2 separate regions of the Homo sapiens genome follow, and region 2 is linked to region 1. Evidence: read pairs that join two places in POLR2A ChIA-PET (ENCODE). Cell type or tissue: IMR-90. All regions are shown on one strand. Links, peaks and the distances in the headings refer to the core of each region. The heading gives the core; the rest is flanking DNA.

What was found. Peaks named below come from ENCODE experiments on the same cell type or tissue, not always from the same donor. Only the 100,000 strongest peaks of a DNase experiment are listed, where the experiment ranks them.
Region 2: POLR2A ChIA-PET joins it to region 1 with 5 read pairs; 1 of 35 experiments calls an interaction of 5 or more read pairs at or near these places.

Annotation. Positions count from the first base shown.
Region 1 is chr2:45,653,343-45,656,162 of GRCh38, forward strand. All of the region lies in intron 1 of PRKCE (protein kinase C epsilon), which reads left to right. Among named protein-coding and RNA genes, the nearest start is that of PRKCE, 3.1 kb to the left of the region's middle. In IMR-90, for the core only: no CTCF peak of the experiment used is centred there; no DNase peak of the experiment used is centred there.
Region 2 is chr2:46,807,846-46,810,665 of GRCh38, forward strand. No RefSeq gene overlaps it. Among named protein-coding and RNA genes, the nearest start is that of LINC01118, 7.4 kb to the right of the region's middle. In IMR-90, for the core only: no CTCF peak of the experiment used is centred there; no DNase peak of the experiment used is centred there; H3K27ac peaks cover 30 bases.

The DNA.
Region 1 (2,820 bases), core at 250-2,749:
TTTGCTTTTTGTGTTTGTTTTTGGGTTGTTTTTTTTTTTTTTTTTTTTTTTTTCTCTCTTCTTGGAAGGAAGGTATTAATTTAGGATGTGGATTTTTGTGTTTTCAGGTTTGTTACATGTTTCCAGCAAGTACAAGCGTTCCTCTGGAGGTATATGTTTTCAGGGTTCTTTGGTCTACACAAAAAGTGAGAGAGCTATCTAAGCCTCAAAAGTGGTGTAGAGCAATTGCTTTCTATTGAAAACCAGCTAACTTCATGAATGTCCTAGAGGTCAGAGGTTGCACATGGATCACTTTGGCATATCACCTTACATATTTTTTTCAAGGACACGGAGTTTTAGGGAAAAATAAGAGAGAGCCTGTTGTTTTTGTGCTCATGGCTGTGATGTAGTCTGCCTGAAACCATGGTTACGGTTTCACAGGGAAGCTCCAACAAGCCACATGCGTAGAACTCTAGATTTGTGGTTTGCACTTTGGAAAGCAGGCAAACCTTTATGGAATCCCAGAGAACTCCATGCCATTCTATTCTACTTCACAGATGTCCCTCATCTCTGCTTCCTTCAGCCCCCACAACAGAGCTCCCACTCATTCCCCATTTCTTTTCCATGCATGGCCTTTGGGCCCTTTCCTCATGAATGCAGTGCATATGAGAGGGGGAGTGGAAGGGATAACTAATTTCAGAGGTAGACCTTGACTCTGAAAACCTGTGATTTTGGAGTTGTTGTTTTTGGACAGGAAGGGGGTGGAAAAAACTTGACGCTGGTAGCTAGGAGATGGGAGCCTTTTGCAGTGTATGCAGATGAGGGGCTTGGACAGTGGGGCAGAGAGCAGGGATGAGGAGCAGCAGGTCTGCATTTATCCATAGAACAGATGTTGGTTGGAGGGAGAGTGTCTTTGTATCTCTGGTGATGCTTCACTGGGGCACACCCCAAACTCTGGGAGCTTCAGGACACTGTCCCCACCTTCATCCCTCCTAGTGAAGCATGCAGTGGGAACTTGTTTGGTTATCATCCTCTAAGGTTCTCAAATTCATGTTGGATTTGGCCCTAGGCCAGATCATCTAGTGCACAGGCAAGTTTTACAGATGAGGACATTGAGTTCCAGAGAAGCTAGTTGGGGACCGAGGGTCACATGACAAGCAAAGGTGGGTTGGAAGTAGGGCCCTCACCGCCTGTTGCCCATGGCTTGTCTGATGGGGAGCCGAGCCTGCCCATCTGGCCTCCCAGCCTATTCTCCCTGCAGATCCATGTGCTGTGTCCCTGACATTTTTATTGTACTTGATAACTTCATCTCTTTTGCCTTATAGCAACTGTGAATTAGGTATGGCAGGTATTGGACAAACTAAAAAACTTGAGATAGAGAAGCCCAAAGTCTGAAGGATGAGTCAAGCAGTGGAGCAGGTTCAGAATGCCCATCTGTTTTCACCAGAGGATGCTGTAGCCACTCTGGTTCCTCCAGGCTGAAGGTGGGGACTCATTGGCAGGGGTGACTGGCCCCTGGAAATGGAGACAAGTTGCAGCTGGGCTAAGTTCACCTTTCCCAGTCTTAACATTCAGGGTAAACCCATGGTTTCATAGCTTTGGGTAGAATTCCCTGGGCTCAGGTCTCTTCACTCCTTACCTGGCAGGAATGAAGAAACACACCCTTCTCAGGTGTGGCTGAGAGATCTGGCCTGAAGTAAGGGGATGTGGATAGCATAAAGCAGCCGTTTCTCTCATTTTTGCGGAACACCGAATTCTGCCGCACTTTGAATTCACTTGTATTCCTGGAGTTCCTGTTTTGTGCTCATGTCTAACCAGGGAAGCTTCTCACTGTGGGCCATCCAGAGGAAAATGAGGCCCTGGGTTACTCTCAAGGGGCTTCCATTTCACCAAGGAATTGACACCAAGTACCCACATATACATCAAGCTTGTCTAACCCATGGCCTGTTAGCCACATGTGGCCCGGGATGGCTTTGAATGCAGCCCAACACAAATTTGTACACTTTCCTAAAACGTTATAAGTTTTTTTGCATTTTTTTTTTTTTTAGCTTATCAGCTATCATTGGTGTTAGTGTATTTTATGTGTGGCCCAAGACAATTCTTCTTCCGATGTGGCCCAGGGAAGCCTAAAAGTTGGACACCCTGATGTAGACACTTAACTAGCAATTAGGTTCCACACAGGTGGTACCATTAGTGTGTTAAGAGTTTAAAAAGGGAGTGTGGGCTAGGCACTGTGGCTCATGCCTGCAATCCCAACTACTTGGGAGGCTGAGCTGGGAGGACCGTTTGAGTCCAGAAGTTCAAGATCAGCCTAGGCAACGTAGTAAGACTCCATAACTACAAGAAACTTAAAAATTAGCCAAATCTGGACCTGCGGTGTGGTGTGTGCCTGTAGTCCCAGCTACTCAGGAGGCCAAAGTGGGAGGATTACTTGAGTCCAGGAGTTCAAGGCTGCAGTGTGCTATGATCTGACCATCAGGCCACGGCATTCCAGCCTGGGTGACAGAGTGATACCCTGTCTCTTGAAAAAAAAAAAAAAAAAAAAAAAAAGGTAGGGAGAACTGGAAGAATCCAGGAGGGTTTTTGGAAGGAGGCATGAGCTGAGTGTGAAACAGTAGGTTATATTTAAAGAGGTATCTACAAGAAGGAGCAGTGTTCCTGGCATGGCCACCGCAGGAATAAAGGCAGACAATCCTGTAGTCAGGGTTGGAGAATGGATGAGCAGGACAGAAACTGAGTGTACCTGTCAGAAAGGAGTGGGCAGGACAAGGTTTCCCAAATTTAAGACTTTTTTCTGAGTACTGCCTGTGCTTTCATTTACTTAATATTTAAAAAATTGAT
Region 2 (2,820 bases), core at 162-2,661, 1.2 Mb after region 1:
GTTTGAGATCAGCCTGGGCAACGCATAGAGGCTCTGTCTGAAAAAAAAAAAAGTAGGCAGGTGTGGTGTCACACACCTGTTGTATCAGCTACTCGGGAGGCTGAGGTGGGAGGATCATTTGAGCCTGGGCGATCAAGGCTGCACTGAGCCACAATTGTGCCACTGCACTCCAGCCTGAGCAATAGAATGACTGCCTCAAAAGAAGAAGAAAGAGGAGGAGGAGGAAAGAAAGAAAAAAATTAAGTCTTAAGTTTGGGAAAAAAAGAGAAAAAACTTTAAATATGTATAGACAATATTATTGGGAGAAGAAGGAGGAGGAGAAAAGAAGAAGGGAGGAGGGAAGGAAGGAAGGAAAGAAGGAAGGGGGGAGGGAGGGAGGGAGAAAGAAAGAGAGAGTGAGAAAGCAAGCAAGCAAGCAAGTTAAGGCTTAAGTTTGGGGAAAAAGAGACAAAATGTTAAATATGTAGAGACAACATTATTGTGTAAATAGAAAATCCAAGTTATTAGACCAAGTAAAAGAGTTTAGCACAATTGCTGGGTATAAAGTTAACATGCAAATAAACTTGAGTTTATTTCAATATGTGAACAGTAAACATTGAGAAAATAAAAAATTTTAAAGTGATCATTTATACTTGCAACACAAATGAAGTATTTATGAATAAGTCTAACAAAATGTATGCTAATTTTGTATAAAATATTAAATTTTATTGGGAGACATTAAAGAATGCATTAATAAATGCAGAGACTTACTATATTTATGGATGAATGAGTCTATATTGTAAATATGCCATTTTCTCCAAATTTATATGTAGATTCAATGCATCACAATCAAAATCCCAACACATTTTTGCATGTAGAATTTGGTAAGCTTATTATAAAACTCATATGAAAATGCAATAATTATAAGAAAAAGAAGGTGATGGAATTGCCCTGCCAGATATCATGACTTATTATAAAGGCATAGTAATTAAGAAAGTGTGACATTAGCACAGGCATAGAGAAATAGATCAATAAAACAGAAGAGAGAGCCATGAGCAGACCCACACATATATGGATACTTGATCAATATGACTGACTGCAGATTACAGGGGAGTGGGGAAAAGACTTTTTAAGAAATTATTCCGGGGAGGGAAAAAAAGAGCTATAGGGGGAAAAAAATTGAATCTCTATTTCACACCACATACTAAAATCTCTTTAATTTGGAATAAAGAGCTAAATGTGAAACGTAAAACTACAAACCTTTTAAAAAAAGAGAGAGAAGCACATACCTTTGTGCTCTCAGAACAAGAGTTCTTGAATGAGATATAAAAGTAAAGAAGTAGCTAGGTGTGGTGGCTCAAGCCTGTAATCTCAGCACTTTGGGAGGCTGAGGTGAGTGGATCACCTGAATAAAGCTAGAGGAGCAGAAGTTGAAAAGGTATAAGTGAAACGAGATTGTCCATGAAATTATAATTGTTGAAGCTGAGTGATAGGTACAAGGAGATTCATCATATTATTCTATCTACTTTTGTATATGTTTGGAATTTTATCATAAATTATTTTTGAGAGAGAGAGAGATCAAGGAGGGACTATAAAGAGATGAAAACAAACCACAAACTGGAACTACACATATAAGCAATGAAGGACTAATATCCAGAACACAGAAAGAACTAAAAATCAAGGGGAAAAAAACCAATTTTTTAAAGGTAACAGACTTGAACAGACAAGTCTGAAAAGTGGAAATCCAAATGGTGAAGAAACAAACAAAAAGCTCAACTTCATTAATAATCTGGGAGATAAAATGTAAACCACAATAAGATACCATTTTGTACCCCCCAGATTGGAAAAATTAAGTCTGTAATACCAAGAGATGACAAGGATGCAGATGCCTCTGGGAGTATAAATTGGTACAGCCAATGTGGAAAGCAACTGGACTTGATCTAGTCATGTTGAAGACCATGTCATCCAGCAATTTTATTCCTAGATAAATATCTTAGGGCAACCCATGCATGTGCGCACCAGGAGACAAGAAAGCTTTACAACAACAACATCAGTAAGGACCAAACACTGAGAACAACTCAAATGTCCATCAGCCATAAAATGCATTAACTGTGAGCTTGTATGCTATATGAAATCTCAGCAGTGAAAATATATACAATGAAACTATAGCTATGTCCACCAAATGAAGCAAATCATCAAAGAATGCATACAGTACATTTATTTCCAAGTTTAAAAATAGACGAGTAGGTTAAACTATATGAAGCTGTATGAATTTGCAGATATTCAGCATTTTTCTCTTACAAATGGCATTTGTCATTCACTGTAGTACTGTTTAGGGTGCATACATAAATGGTAAAACCATAAAGGAAAGCAAGGTTCAATCAGACTTTTTCTGATTAACAGAAAAGTCAGGATAGTGTTACCTCTAGGAGAAGGAAGGGAGATTTGACTGAGGAAGGACCTGGGGTGTTGCTGGTGGGGAACTTCACAGGTACTAGTGATGTTCTAGTCTATTTATTTATCTCACGGGTGGTTACAAAAATATTTGCTTTATTTATTTATTTATTTACTTATTTATTTATTTATTTTAGAGACAGGGTTTCACTCTGTTGCCTAGGCTGGAGTGCAGTGGCATGATCATGGTTCACTGCAGCATCCAGCTCCTGGGCTCAGGTGATCCTCCAGTCTCAACCTCCCAAGTAGCTGGTACCACTGGCATGTGCCACCATGCCCGACTAATTTTTTTATGTTTTGTAGAGATGGGATCTTGCTATGTTGCCCAGGCTGGTTGTGAACCACTGGGCTCAAGTAATCCTGCTGCCTTGGCCTCCCAAAGTACTG